Regions from separate parts of the Homo sapiens genome. Here regions 2 and 3 are each linked to region 1. A link is a loop called in an ENCODE intact Hi-C map of the cell type or tissue named here. Cell type or tissue: endothelial cell of umbilical vein. All regions are shown on one strand.

What was found. Hi-C counts contacts between places; a loop is a spot of excess contacts. Peaks named below come from ENCODE experiments on the same cell type or tissue, not always from the same donor. Only the 100,000 strongest peaks of a DNase experiment are listed, where the experiment ranks them.
Region 2: it touches region 1 in a loop (9-fold over the local background); 45 of 110 quality-filtered maps call a loop at or near these places.
Region 3: it touches region 1 in a loop (10-fold over the local background); 45 of 110 quality-filtered maps call a loop at or near these places.

What each region holds. Positions count from the first base shown.
Region 1 is chr11:125,086,459-125,094,458 of GRCh38, forward strand. SLC37A2 (solute carrier family 37 member 2) reads left to right here. Exons shown (of 18, transcript NM_001145290.2): 18 at 1,661-4,058. The coding sequence ends at 1,676. It overlaps TMEM218 (transmembrane protein 218), which reads right to left. Exons shown (of 5, transcript NM_001258244.2): 5 at 7,931-8,000. Among named protein-coding and RNA genes, the nearest start is that of TMEM218, 21 kb to the right of the region's middle. In endothelial cell of umbilical vein, a CTCF peak has its summit at 4,898 (motif pointing right); a DNase peak (open chromatin) is centred at 4,933; H3K27ac peaks cover 318 bases.
Region 2 is chr11:125,401,676-125,409,675 of GRCh38, forward strand. All of the region lies in intron 7 of PKNOX2 (PBX/knotted 1 homeobox 2), which reads left to right. Among named protein-coding and RNA genes, the nearest start is that of FEZ1, 91 kb to the right of the region's middle. RefSeq lists an enhancer at 7,079-8,000. In endothelial cell of umbilical vein, a CTCF peak has its summit at 3,379 (motif pointing left); a DNase peak (open chromatin) is centred at 3,226; H3K27me3 peaks cover 888 bases.
Region 3 is chr11:125,137,660-125,145,659 of GRCh38, forward strand. No RefSeq gene overlaps it. Among named protein-coding and RNA genes, the nearest start is that of PKNOX2-DT, 23 kb to the right of the region's middle. RefSeq lists an enhancer at 4,132-4,688. In endothelial cell of umbilical vein, a CTCF peak has its summit at 4,263 (motif pointing left); a DNase peak (open chromatin) is centred at 4,242; H3K27me3 peaks cover 580 bases.

The DNA of each region.
Region 1 (8,000 bases):
TCTTCCCTGAGGGACAGTGTGAGAACTTTGGACATGCCCTCGGGGACAGAGGAGGCAGAAATAGGGAAACCAGTTTCCCTCTGAGCTGCGACTGAGCTGCAAGTGCCTCCTGAAGTTCAGAAACCAAGGTCATCTGGCCCCTCTGCCTGGGGTATGCAGAACAAAAGCAACTACCAATCAAAGTCTCTGAAACAAATGTGAATCAAGCATGGGTGGCTGGCCTGGTGTGCTCTCTGCCTACTGTCTGGTGGTGGTGGATGTGGTGGTGGCATCAGCAGGTCAGTGGCTGAGGCTACACAGTGCTGGTGGTCTGATGGTCGGGCGACCCTCTCCCGCTGGCCGTCCTGAGCAGGAGCCTCGTGCTAACAAGGAGGCCGCTAATGAGCTGGCCGGAGCTGTGGACCTGGGCTGGATGGCAAATGTGAGGAGGAACCCCCGGGACATGGTAACCAGCACGCATCTGGGGACACACTTCCACTTAAGGAAGACACCACCCAGGGGAGAGAAAGTGAGAGCAGGAAGACACACAACACAGGAAGCACGCAGAGCACCTGTCCTGCCCTGCCCTGCCCTGCCCTGGAAGAGGGGAGCAGGGGGCTGGACTGCATGACCCAAAGTTCCTGTGCCTGTGCTCCTTGGAGCCAGGCCTGAGGGTGGGAAGGGAAGAAGAGCAGCAGAAAGCGAGGAGGATTTAGTGAGCAACTGCTCTGTCCTGGAATTGTGTCTGGCTTTAGACGTGTGAGCTTGCCTCGCAGCAGCCTCTCATTGAAGGTGAGAGACAGAGGCTCAGAGCTCGGGCACAGCCTAACACTGAAACTGGGCCTGGGGTTTGTTTGCTTTTCTCTGGACTGCCACCGCTGTCCCAGGCTGGTCCTGCTCCATGGGAGGCCTGTGTGTGAGGTGTGCAGTGATTTATCAGAGCAGACAGAGCACTGTGCTTGGAATCCAAAAACCCCTGGACAGTCCTGCTTTCTCCACTCACTCCATGAGACCTTGGGCATAGCACTCCATCAGACCCAGATTCTCTGAACCACCACATCTTTATGTATGAATGGGGATGCTTATCCCTGAATACCTGGCAGAATTGACCCAAGGCTGAGATAAATGGGATATGTGATATTGCTTTGTAAAGCTGTCAAATGTGGCATGAACATTGTAAGGTTTTATTTAATTTCTTTTTTTTTTTTTTTTGAGGCGGAGTTTTGCTCTTATTGCCCAGGCTGGAGTGCAGTGGTGTGATCTCAGCTCACTGCAATCTCCGCCTCCCAGGTTCAAGTGATTCTCCTGCCTCAGCCTCCCGAGTAGCTGGGACCACAGGCATGCGCCACCACGCCCGGCTAATTTTGTATTTTTAGTAGAGACAGGGTTTCTCCATGTTGGTCAGGCTGGTCTTGAACTCCCAACCTCAGGTGACTCACCCGCCTCGGCCTCCCAAAGTGCTGGGATTACAGGTGTGAGCCACCGCGCCCGGCCAGGTTTTAAATATTAATCTAGCTTGCTATTTCCTGCCTGAGAGGTGAAAGGGAGGCCTCATTACAGAGAACTGAGATGAAAGCAATGATGAAGGGACCCTGGGACCCTGCCTTTCCTCTCCCTACTCAGCAGGAGCTTATGAAGTCATCTCACTTTCTCTTCTGTCCCCCCTCTCCTCTTCATGCAGGTATAAAGAAATATGAGGCCCCAATTGGAACAGCAGCATGGAGGGTCCCAGTTGGGTCCCCAACGTGCTCCCCATGGGCAAGACAATGGAAACTTCCACAAGCAGGGAAGGCAAACCCTCTTTATTGAACATTAGCCAGCCCAGCCCAGACCCCAGGGCTGCCTAAGGACACAGAGATTCTCCATGGGAAGGGGACTGCCAAGCATGAGGAAATAGAAGATTCAGGGGCCTGAGCTCTGGAAGCTGCAAGCAAAAGGGATGGGACTAGGGCTGAGTTGTGTCTCCATTTTGATAAGGAAAGGATATGCTCAGACTCTTGCTTGTTCAGATTCCAAGACAGAAGGCTTCACAAGGCCAACGCCTGGAAAATGGGCATCTCTCCTTCCCATGTTAAGCTTTAACCTCTGTAATCTGCCTGTATCTATAGGTGGGCATCTCACTCCACCAAAGGAGCCCAGCCTCTCTTTGTCCCTCTATCCATGCAACAGTCTTCTCTGTGCATTTCCCCAAGCTGGGCCCTCTTCTACTCTCCATTTAGGCCTGTTGATAACTCCATTACCCGCCCATCACTGCTGTTCCTCCAGGGCCAGCACTCGGGCGAGGCAGGGGAGCTGCCTTCGGTACATAATTTGAAGGGGCACTCCCTCTTGGGCACATGCCGGCCCTGAGTGCCTCCCTTGCCTCACTCTGATCCTGGCCCCATAATGTCCTCAGTGGAAGGTGATGGGGGCCGGTGCTGTGGGGAGAGTAGAAAGAGGGGTTGGCATGACTAAAAATACCAGTATGTGTATTAAGTATTTTGAGAATGAAATGCCAAGGAGTGCCTACTATATGCCAGCTCTAGGAATGGAGTAGACAGTGGACACAAGAAGGACTTACGCCCTGAGCACAGGTGCCAATGGTGACAAGACTGGCAAGACGTGAGGGCATGAATGGTTCATTCAGGCAGCTGCTGCAGATGTGGTCACCTGGTGCCATCTGCTGCTCCCTTTTCCACTTTTCTATGTCCTCCTTCCACCCCAAGTCCCGGATCACTCGCTGTTTTCTGGCTAGCTCTTGGCATCTCCATCTGAGCCTAAAGTTGCCCACTGGCACCAATAGATTCTGTTTGACCTGCTGTGCCCATGCTCATCTTTGTCGGGGCTTGGCTTGGCAGCGAGCGAGGCTGGCATGGGGTGCTGAAGTGGGGTCTCAGTGAGGGGTGACAGCGTGCTGGCAGTCCTCACAGCCCTCGCTCGCTCTCGGCGCCTCCTCTGCCTGGGCTCCCACTTTGGCGGCACTTGAGGAGCCCTTCAGCCCACCGCTGCACTGTGGGGAGCCCCTTTCTGGGCTGGCCAAGGCCAGAGCAGGCTCCCTCAGCTTGCAGGGAGGTGTGGAGCGAGAGGCGCGAGCGGGAACCGGGGCTGCATGCAGCGCTTGCGGGCCAGCTGGAGTTCCGGGTGGGCATGGGCTTGGCGGGCCTGCACTCGGAGCAGCCGGCCGGCCCTTCCGGCCCCGGGCAGTGAGGGACTTGGCACCCGGGCCAGCGGCTGCAGAGGGTGTACTGGGTCCCCCAGCAGTGCCGGCCCACCTGCGCTGTGCTTGATTTCTCGCTGGGCCTTAGCTGCCTTCCCGCGGGGCAGGGCTCGGGACCTGCAGCCCGCGGTGCCTGAGCCTCCCACCCGCTCCATGGGCTCCTGTGGGGCCCGAGCCTCCCCGACGAGTACCACCCCCTGCTCCAGGGCGCCCAGTCCCATCGACCACCCAAGGGCTGAGGAGTGCGAGCGCACGGCGCGGGACTGGCAGGCAGCTCCACCTGCAGCCCCGGTGCGGGATCCACTAGGTGAAGCCAGCTGGGCTCCTGAGTCTGATGGGGACGTGGAGAGTCCTTATGTCCTGCTCAGGGATTGTAAACACACCAATCAGCACCCTGTGTTTAGCTCAAGGTTTGTGAGTGCACCAGTCGACACTCTGTATCTAGCTGCTCTGGTGGGGCCTCGGAGAACCTTTATATCTAGCTCAGGGATTGTAAATACACCCATCGGCACTGTGTATCTAGCTCAAGGTTTATAAACACACCAATCAACACCCTGTGTCTAGCTCAGGGTTTGTGAGTGCACCAATCAACACTCTGTATCTAGCTGCTCTGGTGGGGCCTTGGAGAACCTGTGTGTCGAAACTCTGTATCTAACTAATCTGATGGGGACGTGGAGAACCTTTGTATCTAGCTCAGGGATTGTAAACGCACCAATCAACGACCTGTCAAAACAGGCCACTCGGCTCTACCAATAAGCAGGATGTGGGTGGGGCCAGATAAGAGAATAAAAGCAGGCTGCCCGAGCCAGCATTGGCAACTCGCTCGGGTCCCCTTCCACGCTGTGGGAGCTTTGTTCTTTGCAATAAATCTTGCTACTGCTCACTCTTTGAGTCCACGCTGCTTTTATGAGCTGTAACACTCACCGCGAAGATCTGCAGCTTCACTCCTGAGCCCAGCGAGACCACGAGCCCACCGGGAAGAACGAACAACTCCAGACGCGCTGCCTTAAGAGCCGTAACACTCACTGTGAAGGTCTGCAGCTTCACTCTTGAGCCAGCGAGACCACGAACCCACTAGAAGGAAGAAACTCCGAACACATCTGAACATCAGAAGGAACAAACTCCAGACGTGCCACCTTAAGAGCTGTAACACTCACTGCGAGGGTCCGCGGCCTCATTCTTGAAGTCAGTGAGACCAAGAACCCACCAATTCCGGACACACCAGGACCACCAAGTGGGTAGGTTAAAGCTCATGACAGTGGGCACTCCTGAAGGGGATGCTCATGATATTGATGATGTGTGGGCAAATGGGGAGCTTAGAGCGCCACGCAAGATAAAAGCCTTGCATTTCCTGGGACGTTGTGGGCTGGTGCATTAGCCAGATACACACCCTTCCACACTGAAGCAGGCTGCACAGCGCCAATGGCAACAAACAAGGAAGGCTCCTCCTGCCTGCAGTCACTTCAGCTCTGAGCGCAGGAGTCAGCCAGGGACCTCCAAGTCCTCAGCCCACAGGGGCAAGAGCTATACTCTGGCCTTATGTTCAGCATTCAGGAAAGCTGCTCTCTGCTGCTCTTTGACATTGAGAATGAAATGAAATTAGTTATTCATTTAACTTCACATTTGGTCTCAATTAAGCTCAAAATGTTCTTCCTTAGAGATGCTCCAATAGCACTTGTAATTAAGGAGTTTAAGGAGAAGCTGTGTTGCTTATATGAGCCACTAGATGGTGACCCAATCCCATCATACAGCCCAGGGTGGGCTGTGGTTCCATCCTGCTTCCTGGAAGAGAGACAGGAGCCGAGGCCTCTTGACTTTTCAGACTTTCAGCTTGCTTTCTGCTTCAGAGGGCAGGGGAAGAGGAATGGTTCTCTCAAGGTCTTCTCTTCCCCAACTGCACTGCTTACTAACTTTAAGCCTGTTTCATCATCAGGAAAATGGTGACATTATCTACCTCATAGGATTGGTATGAAGGGAGACACATACTCAACACACTCCTGCCCTTGAAGAACTTGTCTAGTTAGGGGATAAATAGGAAAACACACGGAGACAGTGACTCCAGGTGAGAGCTATGCTGTTCATTAGTCCAGCCATGCAGGAACACGGCTGGCAGAAGGGCAATTCCGGGGGCAACGGGAAGAGTCCTTCTTCCTTATGAAGGCAGAATTCTGAGGACTTGGATGACTCATTTGATAAGGTAGTGAGGGGTAATGGAAGAGGGAGGAAGTTAACATGAATACTTATCCAACTCCTAGGATGTTAGGCCTTAGAGACTGAAACTGAACAAATGGCATTGGCTCCTACCAGCAGGTAAGTGTGGCACTAGACACATGCAAAAGGCATTGTGCGAGCTCAGGGTCTGGCCTCAGAAATGAGGACTTAGGCTGTGGGTAGGGAGTTGGAAAAAATACTGAAGGTTGGGGGAACCCCAGCACTGAGATCTGCCTGTCTGCACCCATCTCCCAGGTCCCAGGTTACTGGCCCTGTTTGGGCAGCTCTGGGCGCAGCCTGTTCACCACAGGCCTGGTACCTGCCTTCTCCCTGGGCCTCAGCACTCACTCACACGGGGCTAATGTAGGAGCATTACGTTAATTAGTTATTCATTTAATTTAACTTCACATTTGGTCTCAATTAAGCTTAAAATGTTCTTCCTTATAGATGCTACAATAGCACTTGTAATTAAAAAGCAGTAACTCTTTGTGTTTCTCCCTTAGAAATCCACTGGGAGGCTGGGCGAGTGTGTGTGGGGTGGCTGGGGGAGGAGGAGGAGGAGGCAAGAGGCAAAGAAAAGAAAGGGAAAGAAGCTCTTGGTCGGTCCTAGCACCATGAGGCCACCACTAAGACTGAGGCTGGCAGGAGGAACTCAACACATCCTGGGTGTCTGAGTGGGGGTGGGAGAGTTGCTGTTGGGAATCCTGAGAAGTGACAAAGGAGCAGACCTCCTACTGAAAGGTGTGGGGGTAGGGAGGATGGCAGATGGGGGTGGAAGGAGGCAATGCTTAGGGGAGAAGGGGCCCTATATTCTGTGATAGGTACAATGTGCCCCCATAAGATGTCCACATCCTAATTTTCAGAACCAGTGAGTGTTACCTTACATGGCAAATGAGATTTTGTATATGTGATTAAGGATCTTGAGATGGAAGGACTGATGGGGTGGACCCAGTGGAATCAAAGGGCTCCGGATGAATCACAGAGGGAGGCAGGAGTGTTGGGGATTGGCAGATGCTGCTCTGCTGACCTTGAAGACTGAGGAAGGGTCCACCAGCCAGGGGGACGGGGGCGGCCTCTAGAAGGTAGAAAAGGCAAGGAAATGGGTTCTCTCGAGGCTCCAAAGCCTTTCCTTTACCCCCTGAAACCCATTTCTGGTTTCTGACCTCCGGAGCGATAAATGTGAATTGATCAAAACCAGTAAGTCTATGGCAATCTGTTACAACAGTAATAGGAAATTGATAATATTCCCAGTGTAAAACTGGGGTATGACCAATTTAACGGCAGGAAAATAACCACAGGCAAACAAAAGAAATCTCCAAAGCTTAAAACAAGTGAAGGGGCTGGCCTCATAGCATTTAGGCACAGCATAAGGGCTACTGTGTGACCACCTCACCCAAGAGTTCTCCAAGGGCAGGACTTGGACCAAATGCACAGACTATATCATCTCTGGCATGATGTGATGTAAACCATTAAAAACACACTTTCTCATTCTGTCTGTGGCACTGAGCCTGATTTCGATCCCAGCTCTCATTTCTTTGGTGGCAGGAAACTGAGAAAAGAGGGTGGGGGGGGTAGGGACTCAGAATTTTTTTTTTTTTTTTTTTTTTTTTTGCATAAACAGTCACCACCAATAATCTGCTAGGGACAGAGATCAAGTAGAAAACAAAACAAAAATTCCTGGTGTGTGGCTTTGATTCTGCCATTGGCACCTCTGAAAACTGGCCCAAGTCTCAACATTCCAGCTGGATGGTGCTTACAAGAGAGGCGGCAGTGTTCTCAAAACTTGAAAATATAGTCTACTAGCAGCTCAGCTGTTTAGTATCTCTGAGCAAGGGGACAACCAAAGTCTAACAGCAGAGACCTGCCAGAAACCCTGGGCTAATGGGTGAAGCTATCTCTGAGGCCTGCGTGCCTGTTCACGCTTTTCCCCAGACTCCTGCTCAATTCCTAAGATTCTGGTTTTTCCACCAGACTCAGCTACTTTTCCTTGGTATTTCTGTCAAGTGGATTTGCATTGCCTGCCCTTGTCCCTCCTTTTCCTTCGAGTTTATCCTATGGAGCAACGCTCTATAACAGACAGTAGTCAGGCTCTTAGACTCTAGAGCCAAACTGCCTGACTTTGGATCCTGACTCCTGTTTACGCCTACCAGCCCGTGCCTGTTCCCCATCTGTGAAGTGGGGATATTAAGAGTACCTACTTCATAGGGCCGATATGAAGAAGACATAATACTTACAACACACTTAGAAAAATGCCTAGCACATGTTTGCTAAATGTAACAAAAATTGTTATTTTGACATGTGGAACCCTAGACTTATTTCCAAGTATTGGGATGGAACTAGAGATTAAAGGTTGAACTTTATGAACTATAAAATCTCTTCCAATCCTGAGTTCTTATGCTTCTATGAGGATAATCAACACTTTTCTAGATTCGTTTCCATACAGTTCTGATTCTCACATCTGGAAATTCATTTCTATGTAACAGCCAGATACTTAAAGGTTTAAGCAAAGGAATTATGATTGAATGTTTGTTATTCATACTAAAATGATCATTAGAATCCTTTAATGAAACTTTTACCTTTTTGGATATGTGTTAAGAAAATGTCAGGTACAAAC
Region 2 (8,000 bases), 320 kb after region 1:
AAGAATCGGGGACCGAGACTTTCAGTGCAGGAGGCAGGTCTTGGGTTCAAGACACAGGAGCCTGTATGAGAGAGAGAAAAGGAGCTTGTGAGTGTGTGTGTGTGTGTGTGTGTGTATGTGTGTGCACACGCGGGCACATGCATTCGTCATGGTTCACCCTTAATCCCCCCGGCCTGAAATAGCCTGAGCACCAGCCTGGCCTGGGGAGGGGTGTCTCCCCTCTGGAACATGATCCTCTGGATCAACATTCCAGCCGCCTGCCAGCTTTGTTGCAAACTGCTGGCTCATGGTTTTCCCTGTGTGCTAATCATCCAGCCTTGTGTTGCAAAGCGGGAGACATTTTTGTTTTCAACTTGGTATCCCCACTCCCAGATGCTATGCCGTGTCCTCCATCCAGATCGATGGGTTGAGCGTTTTCCTGCTCGGCCTTCGATTTCTCTGTGTGAGTCTTCTCTGCTGGGCAAAGTGGAGATGGGAAGTAAGGGAGACTGTTCTACCAAGCAGGGGACTAAAGCAGACTTTCAAAGACCTGGGCCACAGCTAGATTTTCCCCCTCCCTAGGAACCCATCCTGTGCTGCAGGCACCCAATGACACCCAGGCTTCCTACTCCTCAGAGCCCAGGCTTCTTGTGGGGGCAGGATCCTCTGTAAGGAGACTGGTTCTAGACCCTACTCTGGGTTCTCCTGTCCTTCCTAGAGGGCGCAAATGGAACCATTCCACTAGAGAGACACCTCACTCAAGTATTAGTTTGACCTGAAATTCATCCTTTTTTCTCTGTGGAGATTTAAGCCTCAGCTCTATTCCAGGCAAATTGGATTGAATCATGGTTCTCATTCAATTGCCAAGCGTTTGGGGGGCACTCACTGTATGTTCTGTGCTAGGTCCTGTGAGAACAGACACAAGCCATTGTCCAAGAGGAGCTCCCAGTCTCAGGGAGAGAGAGCCATGAGTCACAATGAGGATCTAGATAAATCATGTCAGCCGTGAAATGCTCAGGGTCAAGAGTACAGAGGAAAGGAGCAGCCAAAGAGATGGGGAGAGGAGCTGCAGGCAGGGATTCTGGATTGGGTGATCCACATGTGTGGCTTGAGGTTGCCCCAGTCTCAACTCAGCATCCTTCATCCTTCCTCAGAGGGGGACCAAGTCCCAGACCCAGCCCTCACACCTTCATGGCCAGTTTGTTCCTGCTCCACAATAGGATAAACAAACCTCAGTACAGAGTGGAGAGGACAACAGGAGGATTTTGCCCATTGTGATTGGAGAAGTTACAGATTCATTGGCCTTGGGAGGGCTTCCTCTGGGAGGTGGCATTTCAGGCAGGCTTGGTGAGAGTTGGTAGCCTATTTGGCAACCTTTATAAAGGTGAGTGTTTCCAATGTAGCAAGAAGTCTGAAAGAAGGCGAGAAACAGAGAGAGCCAATCAGAATCCCTAGAGAGGAGATGGGGTGAAGGGGGCTCATTCATTCACGCATCCTGCATCCATTCAGGCACCTCTGGAGCCTACTGAGTTCTGGGGATATAAAAAATGGATGCGACACAGTCCCAGGTCTCCAAGTGTAATGATGGAGTACCTTGAAGCCAAATGTGTGGGAGTTCTGTTTTGGGGCTAATAGTGGTGGCCGACTGCTAAAGACTTTAAAGGTAGTGGAGAATGTAGGCAACAGGGTCAGGGCTGGAGACACGCTGGAGACAAATCAATTGAGCAGCCACATCTTGTATTGGTCCAAGAAGAGCTGGCAGAAGGAGGGGAGACGGTGAACATTTATTGAGCTCCCCTCTGTCTCAAACATGGTGTGTACTAGGTGCTTTCCACAGATTATCTAATTTACTCTTCATGACAGGCTGCAAGGTACACATGATTTTCTCCATTTTACATCCAAGAAAAGAGAAGCTGAGAGAAGTGAAGACCCTGGCTCAAAGTCACACACCTAGCAAGTGCTGGAGTCCGGGATGGGCTACTCCAGAGCCCATGTTCTTCTTGCTACATGGGGATATGTTTTTGTGACACATGGGGAGAAGAATCAGGGGTCCTGGGACCTGGGTGGAGAGTGATGACCCTACCTAGCTATTGGTCAGTGGGGTAGGGACTACAGAGGAAGAAGCCAATTGCTACGAAGCAAGAATTTGGATTTGCTAGTAGACTGGAAGTAGGGAAATGAGAGGTACAAAGTTGAGGACATTCTGAGATGCTAGGCCCAGCTGCCAGATGCGACTCTGCAGCTCTGCGCCTCCCCAGCAGAATAGGAAGGGGGCTAATCAATGCATCCCCACCTGAGAAGGGTGGCACTTGCCTATTGACCTCTAAGGAATTTTGGATTTTCCAGATTGGCAGGGGGCGGAAGGGGTAGGGGGCCATCACCTCAGCCAGGACCCTAGAGGTTCTGCCCAGTGGCTAAGCATCCTGAGGACAGGACCAGGGAGAAGACTGGATGGGGCTGGGGTAGGGGGCAATCTACCCTGGAAAGATCACTACTTAGATGGACAGGGGGCATCCCTAGACTGAAGTGGAATAAAATGAGCCACACTGCCTGTCACAGGCATTAAAGCTGTCTCTTCTGCCGGTTCCTCACCCCCAGCCCTGCAGCCGTGGAGCCCAGAGACCAGAGGGTGGCCTTTGCCGCCAGGCTAGTGAAACCTGAGCGCTTCTCCCGCCTGAGAAGGAATGTTCCTTAAGAGCAGCAGCTGCTGCTTGTCCCCACAGGCCAGAACTGCCTTTCCCTTGAGACCAAGGCCCCCAACAGGAGTGGAACAAGAACAGGATTAGGTGGCTTGTTTACATGTGCTTGGCTTTCCCGAGTTTGGGAATCTGGCTTTTCTTGGTCTAAGACAGGGCCCTGGCTCTGCCAGAACGGAGGGATGCTGCCGGGAAGGGGTGTCTGGGGACAGGGACAACCTCTCCACCCTCCTAAGGCACATTTGCGCGGGCACACACACAAACACACACATCACACACACACAAACACACACACACCACCACACACAGGAATACACCCACAGCCTTAGGCCAAAGTCAGACCACACATGTATCTCGCATGTACCATGCACTTAACATTGCGCTAAGCAGTTTCGGGGAATTCAGAGAAAGACCCCTCTTTCCCTCAAAAAGCCTGCCACCAAGCTAGGGAAAGACGACGCCTGCATTAGAGAGAACCATTCTGTTGTGTCCAGTATGTAAGGCAGATGGGAGGCTTTGAAGAGTCCAGAGGACGGGCCGCGGCTGTGCCCTGGAGAGGTCAGGACAAGCTTTCCAGCAGAAAGGAGACATTCAGAACCGACCCCCACCCGCCCCGAGCCCAGGCAGGGGAGCCGCCAGCACGCGCCTTCTGGGAGGCTTTGGTGAGTGTGGTCTGAGCCGGTGGATCAGCAGAGACCTCTAGTGGCCGGGGGGAGGATGGCAGGTGGCTGGGGCTGGCTCCGCACTGCACCCCACTCCGGCCACCGACTCACCGTCACCCACCCTCCCACACAATCCTTAGGAAATGGCATGGGCTCTTTTACAGTCCTCAGCTGGAAGGATCTTTGCCAGGCCATCCCGTTCATTCCCCTGTTTCACAGGCATCCAAGTAAGATAAAAATTCCACCTATTTCAAAACAGCTTAAACAGAAACTTTTCTGTCATTTATCTCCTTCACTCCTTCATGTCTTTGTCCCATTCTGGTTTCTTCCAGGAATTCCTTCCTTGAGTGGAAATGAAGTCTTCCTTGAGTTTCCCAGGGCAGTTCAAGCCCTTTCCCTATTAAAAATGAAGCACGGTGGCTCACAGGGACAGACAGCTCTTCCTGGGCTGACGTGAGACCGCTGTGCATTCATGTGGGCCCCTGCACCCCCCACTTCCAAAAGTCATTCCACAGCTTCTCATCGTTTCTTAGTAAGGCCTTCCTTTGGAACAAGTCATCTTTCTGCTGTTCCAAATGCAATTTGGAGTAAAACTCCCCTGGGGACCACTGAGGTCTGTGAAGAATGAGTGGCAGTCGCAGTTCCAGGGTGTTGCAGCTGGCCCAGAGGATGGTGCTCGGGAGGCACCAGTTCTCTGCCATTCCAAACCCAAAGCCCTGCCTTGCTCTGCCCCTCCTGAGAGGCTCCTGCTTCTGAGTCTCAATCAACAGCACACAAGGAACAGGAGTGGGGCCGCTTCCAGGGGTGCCCATGGAGCCCGGCGTGTTGGTTTTCATCTGATTCCCAGGCCTCAGGCAGTTTCCAGAGGCTTGGGGACACCACGGCTGTCTTCCTAGTGGAACAAAACGAACAGAATTCTTGGGCTGGATAACCAGCTGTCATCCCCAGGTTCCTGGATAATTCCAGCAGGGATGTGAGGCTCTGGGTGCTGAAAAAAGTAACTAGAACCGTACCAAACACTCTTCTCACTTCCATCTGGGTGCTAAGGAGCCTAGAGGGGAGCAACTCTGTGTCTAGACACAGTGGCATCTACCTGGGTTTGGAGTCTGATAAGCCCTGAGGGGAAGCTGTCAAAAAGCTAATAATACTGTGTGCTTAGCCAACATGTGCTCCCCACGGGGTTTCCACCGCTGCTCTGGAAGTTCCTTCCTCAGAAAAGAGAGTCAGACCCTCCTTGTCTCCATTCCACGGCTCTAGAGACTAAGCCTGGACTGGAAATCGCAGCCAAGTGGAGTTGTGGGGCTAGTCAGAGACGATGCTTAGGATCCTGGGACTCGACCATTGCCCAGGAACATCTCAGACAGGGAGACATGTAGCCAGGTTTGCACAACTCTGCCTGCGTGCGCAACCCCAGCTGAACCCCTTCCATTGCTACGTAAAGAACTCAAGTGGCTTGAAGGCTTCTAGGACAGGTTTTTAAATCCCAACTGTACGACTCCCTAGTTGAGTGACCTTAGCCAAGGGAAGTGGGAAATAAATTATTGGATGGCTAAATGTGCCAGGCACTGTGCTTGCATTGGAGCCTGTCTGACCCCGAAGCACATATCCTCTCTCTGTGAGCACTCGTCCTACACTCAGAGCCAGAGGCCTTAGGCTGGAGGCACAGTTATTTGACTCTGGGAAGTCACTTCCATCCTCTCTGGACCTCAATCTCTCTTCAGGCAAATAGGACAGTCCTGCTGACCCCATGGGGTGATGGTGACATTAAAATGGAACAGCGTGGTGAAAGCTCTCTCATACTCAGCGTGTACGATCTTTGGGACCATCACAAGGAAGTTTTTAGAAATATAGATTGCTAGATGATGGGTGAGGGTCTTGACCCAGTGGCCCTGAGAATCTATGTCTAAAAAAAAAAAAAAAAAAAAAAAAAAAAAGCACACTCAAGGCAGGTTTGTGAAGCAGCTCATGTTTACAGATGTAAGGGATGAATATCATTTCCCCAGACCTCCGGGATGCCAAAATTTTGCTTCCTCTTCCCTGCCCCACCTAAAACGTTGCCAGTCCCAGCCCTGCCCTTGGACTCTATCTCTGAAGGTTTTTATTTTATTCCTTCACTGATAGAATCTGGCTGCCTCTCAGCACCTTCCAGCCAAAGACCCAGGGAAGGGAGAGAAGGGTAGGAAAGAGAAGGCTCTGATCCAATGCATAAATTGCCCTTAGTTACCCAAATTGGGTAAATTGGCATGGAGGGTATCCAAGCCACAAGGTGGAGAAGCAGCCAGGGTCTGAGTAAGCAGACGAAGCATCCAGGTGGTGGCTCACCCTCTGCCTTTGGCTAGGAAACAATGTGTGTTGGTTGAATCCCAAGGGACACATCTTGTATTTATTTTACTGACTTTGCTTGTATTTTTCTAACCTTGTTGGGTACTTTTTTGGGGGTGAAGAAAGTCTAGGACAACCTTTTATGTTTGAAATTCTCAAATATCCCTACCAGAAGAGGCACAGGCTAGCATGGATGATTCCAAACAAGGGATTGAGAAGTCACTTCCACTGGTTTTAAGGTGAATGGCATGGAGGTACCCACTCCCCCATTAAATTTACCTTCAAGCCTGGTGTGGTGGCTCACGCCTGTAATCCCATGACTCAGGAGGCTCAGGTGGGAGGATTACATGACCCCAGAAGTTTGAGACAAGCCTGGGCAACAGAGCAAGACTCTCTACCCTGTCTCAAAAAACAAACAAAAAAAAAAGTAAATTTACCTTCCGAGTTTGCTTCAGCTTCAAATATAATATCAGCACGGTTTACACACCATGAGAATGGTAGGCTGGGATGTTGGAACAAGGAGAACTCAAACTCAGAGCAGTCTCATCGCTGAAAACTCAGGCGTTGAGGGTCCCGGTGTCACATGCACTGTATACATAAGGAGATGAGGCCCACAGAAGGGTGGTGACGAGATTGCCTTTCCTCCAGTGCCCACGCTGCTTCTGGACTTCTGAGTTTTAGTTGTTTTTATCTGTTCACCTTGCCTGCAATGATGATTGGTTGACCTGCAGGATTCAAGGAGCATTTGCAGCCCAGAACCGGTGTAGGGGGCATTTGTGGGTGAAGGAGATCTGTGTTCTAGTCCTCTGGCTGCTAACGGGCTGTGTGGCCTTGGGAAGTCCCAGGCATCTCTAAACCTCAGTGCCTTATTTGTACTTCAGGGAGGGGAAATGTGTGGCTTCCAGGGGCTCTTCCAGTTTCTAGGCTTCTGCATGGCAGACTCCATTTTAGACTGCGACTGCAGGAACAGAAAGGCCAAGAGCTCTGCTCAAAGTATAAGCTTCACGGGCTAGGCGGCTCCCACGGGGCCCCAGGAAGGGGAAGCCAAGGCAAGAGCTGCCCCCTCTGTTCCCCAAGGTCACAGCAGCAGAGGTGAGCTCAGAATAGAAGCAAGGCCTCCATCGCCCCACCCACCCGGAGGAGCCACACCAGGAGGCCCGTGCGGCAGGTGGGTGGGAGGAGGGCGTGCTTGGCTCCTCTCCTCCTGGCGCTGCTTATTTATAGGAAATACTCCTCCAGCTCTTGGGCCAGAGACAACCCAGGAGAGTAAAAAAAGGCAGCTCTGGAGGAGACGCCAAGGGGGATTTAATCAGCTGAATCGAGTGAGATGTATAAATCAGTGCCGACTTCCACTTCCTGACAGGCTCTGCCAGGTTCTGTGTTGTCAGGGTCTGGGAGGAGATTCGCCATGGCTGTCCCCCGGGCTGTAACACTTTCCCTTCGTTGCTACAGGTAGGCAGTCACTGGCTCGAGGTTTCCTCCAAACACAGATTTCCGGGCTCAAAACCCTAGACTTGCCCTGGAGGCTGAAGACCCAAGCTTCTTCAAGTCCTAAAACAAAAACCGGGAAGCTGGGGCCTTCTTTTTTGCCCCATTTTGTCTATTTCCTTGACCATTTACCTGTCTCTAAATCCTTGCAGTTCACGCCTTACGATTCCAGCATTTGAGCATGGGAATGTCGCCGAAATGGCCATTGGACCTGTTAACTGGTTCAAGCCCCGTCTTCAGATGAGGAACCGTGGCTAGGAGGAGCTAAGAGACTCAGGCAGGCCTCCTGAGGCTCCCACACTTCACTCGCTGCCTTTTTTCTTCTCCGAACCTAGAGACCCTAACCTCTCCCACATCCTATTCCTTCCTCACAAATTCTCTCCAAGCACCCAGCCTCCCAGTGCAGGCTCCCCAGAAAGCAGGGAGGGCTCCACAGCAAGTCCAAGGACTTCTTTACCCAGCTGTTAACTAGGAATGGTGAGGAGAGCAGAGGGCCAGGAAAACATGTCTTACCTGCCTGGGCTAACGCAAAGAAAAGCGGCAAAGGTTCCGTGCTGGTCGGCAGTGTGGGGAGAGGAGAGTCTGTTTCCAGTGGAATCCTGTGGGCAGCCTGAGGAAGAGAACAGGATCGATGCCATGTGCCGAAGGTGGCTGAGGCTCATATGAGACACCCTTAGAAGACAGGTTATGGGAAGGCTAGGGCGGCTTTCATTTGCTTATTTAACATGTATTTTAGTATCCTGAGCTAGGTGCTAAGGATACAAAGGTGAGAGCTGGAGGCTGCTCTGTGTGTGCAGCCTAGTGTGACAGGCCTGTGATGGAGGTGTGTGGAGAGCAGCCGGGGGACGGGAAA
Region 3 (8,000 bases), 51 kb after region 1:
TACATCATTGAAGGGGTGAAGCTGCCTCTGTCTTTTGCCCTTTCAAAGTTCATTCCTTCCTAAGGAAAAGGCAATTAGCAATTCTTATTAAACCTGGCTTTCCTTCATGAACCATGGTGGAATTAACCCTTTGCATCATGGGACAGAATTAATCATTTCTAGATTTGGGATCTTTTTTTAAAAAGTGATCAGATATTCCTCTTTGGGCAGGGGGTGTAAAGGGGGAAGATAAATACTGAAGAATTCAATTTTGCTGTGTGAAGGCCTCGTCTCTGACAAGTAGTTAATCTATTTGTTGATACTGTGAGAGGAGAGGCTCCAGCAGGGAGAAAATTAAAAAACGCTCAGCGCCAGTTGCTACTCTGATGAATCTCATCCAATTATTTAACAGGACACTGCTTGCTGGGTGTACCTTTTTTTTATTGTTTTAATTTTATTTTGTTCTCTATTATGTGTCATATCATTATAAAAGTTTTCTGGATTAAGAAACCCTTTCAGTCTGCCCTTTTTCATTCGGCCACCATTGATTTTTTTTGCTTCTGTGTTCATAACTGAGTTTGAAATTAATGTAGGATTATTATTGATTTATGTATGTATTTATTTTCTTTCCTCTTGGAATGTAGCATCTTAGAGGCTGGATTCTGAATAGAATTTGAAAGAGCATCCGCTGCAGGAGGAGAGTTTTAGGTTAGGGAAGTATTGTTCAGAGTTGTCTGAATGGGGAAGGACTGGAGAACAGTGTTAGTTACACTCCTCAGAAGGACTGAGGCAAGCTGCTCTCCCCAGGGAGAACATTCTTATTGGTTTAGTTTAGGCCTCGCTAGCCTCCAAGACTCGCGTGGATGTAGAAAAAAGGCAGTTTTTCCTCTGGGGGAGTCGCTCTGATCTTGCCGGATTCTGGTTCACTCCTAAAGGCACTGGCAGAGATGAAGTTTTGGCCAAGCTCCCCCATGGCCCAGCGTGCCTGCAAACGACACTGCTCTCCTAACCCCAGCTACAGTTGGGACACACTGATCGGACCTGGGCATGGGTAAAGCTCCATGGTATGTTGTAAGTCACCAACCTCTGAGGTCTATAAGGGTTCCCTGGCCTCACCCAATTTGTGACATAAGCCTTGTGGTTATCACCCCAATCCCTTGGACCCAGGGATAGGGATGCCAGACAAAATACATGCTAGCCAGTCAAACTTGAATTTCAGATAAATGATGAATGATTTTCAAAATGTTAGCGTAGTGTATCCCGAAGATCGCAAGAGACAGATGTATGGCTCTGTTCCTCTCCACCCTGCTCTTCACACACACTCAGAGTCAGAGGCTTGCCCCCTGCTCCATTTTCCCTTGAAGCCTCTAACCTTCAGCAACCTTGATTCCTTCTTCCTTCAGTCTCCTTGCCTCCAGCCGGGAAGCCAGACTCCCCCCTGCTCAGCACTGCTGCTGATGCTTACAGGTTAGGGGAAGGGTCCACGTGGAGGCCCTGGCCTCAGGCCCCCCGCTGCACCCCGCTGCTGATACTTACAGGTTAGGGGAAGGGTCCACGTGGAGGCCCTGGCCTCAGGCCCCCCGCCCCACTCCAGTTCTTGGCCCCAGCGCTGTTCTGTGTTTGAGGAGCCTGTGGGCCTTGGTCTCAGATCTTTCCACACTCCACCCCACCTTTACCCAGACAGCTGTCCCTTGGCCCGCCTGCTCACCTGCCATGTGGTCTGGAACAGGGAGGGTGTTCCTGGAGAAAAGCCTTTGTGGGCTCTCTGAAAAGCCCAGGGTCAGGCAGAGACCCAGCATGGGTCCCAGTGCAGCCCCGCTGTGGTTCTGGAGAGGCTGTGTGGCCATTCTTTTGGCCGGTGGCCACTGCTTCTGGATTTCTTCATTCTCCTTCAGAGGGTCCCGTGAAGACCAAGGCATCGGCTGGTTTACCCTCACTGCTGCGTCCCTCCTTTCGCCCTCCTTCCCCACCACAGCTACCATCTCCCTTCCTCTGTCCGGGACAGGATGTAGGGTTTCCATTCCCTTGAACACACAGGTCACTGGGGCGGAGGGGAAGTCACCAAATTTAATTTAACAAAATCTTCACAACCCAACAGTTTCAGTGTAGTGTGTTCCTAAGGCGACAGAGGAACAGATAGAAGGGAGAAACGAGCGTGGGGAGAACCATTGTTATTTGGGAAAGAATTCAACCAGTTTTCACTCCCTTCCCCCTCCCCCCCTGCTTTGGGCAGAATTCAGCTAGTTATTTTCCAATCCGGTTGTGTGTATAGACACACCACAGCTTCTTTGATCCCTGCCTTTCCTCCTAATAGACAAACTGCTGCCAAAGCTTCCAGCTTCTTTCTCCATGGTGACCAAGCCCCTCATTTCCATTTAATCTCAGCCTCCACCTCCCCTGTACCCCACCCCCTCCTTCATGTGGAGCTGGTTATTTCCTTTCTCTTCTCTCATTTCTCTCCCCTTCCCCCAGCAGTTCACAATCCTCTTCAAAGTTTCAGGAGTAAATATCAATGTGTGATGGTTCCTTCCTTTCTCCCCGACCTGCCTCTTTCTACTCTCTACCCCTTTTCTCTGGTGGCTCCCAAATCTTTGCTCTTCTTGGCTCTTCAAACACATTCCTCTTAGTTCCCCCTCAAACTCCCTTTCCTGCTCCAGTCTCTGGCCTAAGAGATGTGAAGATGCAGAGGAGGGAGGCAGGAGGGACGGGCCTCCCACTTCCCTACTTCCTTTCAGCAGACCCCTGAAGAAAAGAGGCGGAAGGAACTAGGAATGGGATGAGTTGGGTTCTTGCCAAGGGGCCCTCCCTCCCCTCCCTCCTCTGTCTCCGAGCTCTGCCTGCACTCGGGTTCACGCGGGAGAAGATGAATCTGCAGCACCAGCCCCTGCCAGTCTCCCACAGCCAGGGTGGCCAAGCCCTCAGGGCTCTGCAGGACAATCCTCGGCGTCTGCTGCTGCTGCTGCTGCTGCTGGAACCTTCTCAGGGTGTCCTCTGCTGGCAGGCAGGCTTCGCACACAGGTGAACAGAACTCACCACCAGTGAGAAAGCTGGCCGTCTCACACCTTGGCTAGTTTGTGAAACCCAACTCATTCCACCAATGTTGCCTCATGGACTGGCTTTGGAAATTCCATTAATAGCTCCTCTCTGGCCTTGAAGCCTTGCTACCCTAATCCATCAATGACCATTTCACAACCGGGGAATGACATCTGTCCATGTACTCACTTTTTATGGTCCGGTCCTTTACAGCCTACACACATTCTTCCTGAAGATCTCTTACTGGGTCCTCATGATAATGAAATTCCAGCTGTGCAGAGGGAAACTGAAGCTTGCAGAAATTAAATATATTCACCAAATATCTGAACAAAGAAGTAATCGGTGGAGCCAGGGCAAGAACCCAACTCATCCCATTCCTAGTTCCTTCTGCCTCCTTTCTTCAGGGATCTGCTGGAAGGAAGTAGGGAAGTGGGAGGCCGCACACTCTGGCACAAGGCAAAGGGGTTAACAGGAGTGTGTTGACTTTTGTCCTTCTGCCAAGTCCCCTCACATCCAATTTACATTGTTATACAATGCTGATCTGTACCATTCTTGTTAATGTTTCTTTATAGATGTTTTAGTTATGTCTGTCCCATATGTGCGTCTGACTTTTTTCGTAGAATCTGAGCTAGCTCCTTGCTGCACTACTACCCCGGGAATCAGAACAGGTTTCCGCATGCAGCTCTTTGGTGAGAGTGACTTAGGGCCCCTCGAGGGACATGAGAAAACGATTTCGATACCGTGAACACTGGGGCAGGTAGAAACCCAACTTATCCCAGCTTTTCCATCTTCCTGCCAGGCCCCGGCCGGGCTTCCCAGCCTCCTCGTTAGCCTCTGTGAAAAATTAAAGCCCCAATAATCAAATCAACCCTTGTAAATGCTCTAAAAGCCGCTCCAGAGCACCAAGGAGCCAGCAAACCCCAGACCCAAATCCATGTCAAATTTCATAGATATAATTTAAGCAGGGATCAAAACCCACACTAACCTAGTAACTAAGGCTGCTCAAAATGCACTTTATAGTCCATCTGCCTCTCTGCTTCAGGGAGTCTGTATTAAATTTATTGCAAAGTAAAACAAATAAACCCAGGCAAAGGCAAGATGGAAATCTGCATACTGTCAGAGAATTAGCAGCCCTCTCGGGTTAGGAAGGCTGCCTCTCAATTTGCATCTCTAAGGAGTTGTGACTGGGCTGGGGGGCTGGGATGGTCGGGGCAGGACGGAGACTCGGAGCAGGCCTGCCCCCTGCTGGCTGACTGTAGAACTACAACCCTCTGGCCGCGGTGGTGGGCTCTGCAGGGCTCGCCCCGCCAGCTTTTGAAAGACAATCTGCAGCTGAAATAAATGTTGAAAAGGTGTGGAATTGGAAGAGCACGTAGTAGAAAGAGGGGAGGGAAGGGCTCTGTGGGGAAGAGATCCTCATTTCTGAACATAAAGCTTGAGGAAGGCGGGAACTTGAAGTGGGTGGATATAGAGTTTCAGAGCTGTCTTTTCTGTTGTAGGAACAGGAGACTGCGGTGCATTTCTTGACTCCTCTTCCCCTTCTTTTCCTTCTCCCTTTCCCTTGCTCTCCATAATCACAAAACGCAGAAGACTGGAGTGCAGGCGGCAGGGGTCCTTGCATGGCACTGTTGGCTTTGCTGTGTGACCCTTGGAGAGAGCTGTGCCTGAGACCAGGGTGAGGCCTTGCTTGCAGGGTGGTGCTGGCGGGTTGGCGCCTGTGTGGCTGGAGACGGGGTGCTTCCTGAAATTCCGCTTCACCCCAGGCCTGGCACTGCTCAGTCGGCTCACCTGTGGATAGAGAGGGCCTCTGAGGCTCCTTTCAGAGTGAATATCTGAATTTGATGACTCTGGTTGAAGAGCTCAGGCATCAGTCACAGACTTTCCAGGGAAGCTCCCAGGATCCCCGATACTCTCCTAGGATATTCCCATCATAACCTTCAGCACTGGCTCCAGTGGTACCCTCTCTAGATTGAGGCTCCCCCTGACTTCTTTAGTCAGAGATGGGCTGTCTTCCTTGTACTCCTTTTATAGGTAGGTAGATGGTAGGTAGATAGGTAGACAGATAGATGTAGATATATTGATATACTTATAATCACGTTGTAATAATTTATTTATCAACCCCATCCCCTAGAATGCAAAGTCCTTGAGCTCCATGGACAAGGGGAAGGAGTAAGGCCTGGTGAGTGTCATGGCCAGTCTCAGTGTCTACCCGCTCCCCAATTCCTGCTTTTCCCAGCCAGCACCTGAAACACAGTATGTGTCAAATGAACGAAAGAATGAATGAATAAAGAATAAAGTGGCAGGCCGGGCGCGGTGGCTCACGCCTGTAATCCCAGCACGTTGGGAGGCCGAGGCGGGTGGATCACGAGGTCAGGAGCTCGAGAACATCCTGGCTAACATGGTGAAACCTCGTCTCTACTAAAAACATAAAAATTAGCTGGGCGTGGTGGCACGCACCTGTAGTCCCAGCTACTCAGGAGGCTGAGGCAGGAGAATTGCTTGAACCTGGGAGGCTGAGGTTGCAGTAAGCCGAGATTGCACCACTGCACTCCAGCCTGGGTGACAGAGCGAGACTCCATCTCAAAATAAATAAATAAATAAATAAAATAAAGTGGCAGAAGATGATGAAGGTTTGGCTGCACAGTTGACCTAGAAACCTGGCTTTGCCCTTGGCTTCCTATTGTATCCCTTATTCTTTGATTACCCTCATGATAGTCCTAGCTTGTCTACCTCCTGAGTGGTCCTCAAACTCATCTGCTTCTCCTCCTTTCCCTCAAGAGGCAGCCCCGCTAAGTGTGAACAGCAGAGAACATGGGATCAGGAAGACCTCAGTTCTAGTCCTGGCACCCATGCTTCACCTAGCCAGGAGAACCTAGCCAAGCCTCAGTTTCCATCTTTTTTTTTTTTTTTTTGGACAGCACAGCGTAGTGGTTAAGAGCATAGACACCCAAGCTAGACTGCCCGGGTTTTTTTTTTTTTTTTTTTTTTTGAGACAGGGCCTCCCTCTGTCACCTAGGCTGGAGTGCTGTGGTGAAATCTTGGCTCACTGTAACCTCCACCTTCTAGGTTCAAGCGATTCTCCTGCCTCAGCCTCCCAAGTAGCTGAGACTACAGGCACCCACCACCACGCCTGGCTAATTTTTTGTATTTTGGTAGAGATGAGGTTTCACCACGTTGCCCAGGATGGTCTCGAACTTCTGAGATCAGGCAGTCTCGGCCTCCCAAAGTGCTGGGATCACAGGCGTGCACCACTGCCCCCAGCCAACTGCCTGGGTTTTAATCCTGCCTCCTCCATTTGTTAGCCAAGCGGCCCTGGACAAGTGACTATTTAATCTCTCTGTGCTTCAGTTTCCTCATCCATAAACTAGAATTAATAGAATCTACTTCATAGTGTTGTCGTGAGGATTAAAAGAGCTAATACACATAAAGCCCCTAAAACAACACCTGGGACATGGTTAGTATTAACTAACGCAATAAACACTAGCAATTATTAATGAAAAGCAAAGGAATTTTATAGAACTGAAGGCAAGCACCAGAAGAGGCAGTCCCAGAAGAGGCTTTGAAAGGTAAGGAGGGAGCTTATGGATGAACAAGCGAAGCATTTCCACAAGGAACACACGCAGTGATGCTGAGGAATGATGCAGCCAATCAGGTGGCAGGGAAAAGCTCACGACTTCTTGGAACCTGCAGAGCCCAAGTTGGCATTTTTTCCAGCAGAATCAGAAGCATCAATGGGGTGAGTCCGAAGTGTCGAAAAGTGGAGCAGCTTGTTCTCTGGGATCTTCAGCGTGTTTGCTTATGAAATGTCAGCCACGCTGGCTCCCCCGACCTCCTCAGCCTCATTCCACCCCCTCTTCATCTCACCCTCCAGGCTCCATCCATAAAGAAACGTGTTCAGGTCCTCTGACAGAACTTGCTCCTCTTCCCTCAGGGTCTTCACACATGTGGGCGTCCTGCCCTGAGTACTCTCTCCTGTTTGCACCTGTTAATCCTCCCTTCAGGTCTATATTTGGATGGCAGGTTCTCTGGAAAACCTTCCATCCCCCTGTAGCCTGGGTGGGGCGGCCCTAATCTGCGCTCCCATAACACTGTGCCCTTCCCTGCTTACCCTTGTATCTGTCAGCTCCAGCTATGTAGCAAAATGCCACAGACTGCGGGGCTTAAACAACAGACATTTATTTTCTTACAGTTCTGGAGGCTGGATGTTCAAGATCAACGTGTTAGCAAGGTTGGTTTCCGGGGAAGCCTCTCTGTTTGGCTTGTAGGTGGCTGCCTTCTCCCTATGCCCTCCCATGACCTCTTTGTGCACAGGTTGGCAGAATGAGGAGGAGGGAATCTCTGTTTTTTTCTCTTTTTATAAGGACACCAGTCCTATTGGATTAGACCCCCACCCTTGTAACTTTAACCTTAATTACTTCCTTAAAGACCCTATCTCTGCAGGACACGGTGGCTCACACCTGTAATCCTAGCACTTTGGGAGGCTGAGGCAGGCAGATCACTTGAGGTCAGGAGTTTGAGACCAGGCTGGCCAACCTGGTGAAACCCCGTCTCTACTAAAAACACAAAATTAGCCGGGTGTGGTGGCGGGTGCCTGTAATCCCAACTACTCGGGAGGCTGAGACAGGAGAGTCACTTGAACCAGGGAGGTGGAGGTTGCAGTGGGCCGAGATCACGCCATTGCACTCCAGCCTGGGCAACAAGAGTGAAACTCCATCTTAAAAAAAAAAAAAAAAAAAAAGAAGACTTATCTCTAAATACAGTCACATTAGTGGTTAAGGTTTCAACATATGAATTTGGTGGGGGGTGCAATTCAATCCATAACACCCCATTAGAAGATAAATTCCACGAGGGTAGGGCCTTGTCTATGGCTATGTGTTCCCCAGCACTGAGGCCTCACCCTGTCTCCTCATGATTCTCTAATTTCTACAGAACCTGCTCATAGCAAGGGTGCAATAAATATCTGTTGGGTGAATGAATGAATGAGTCAA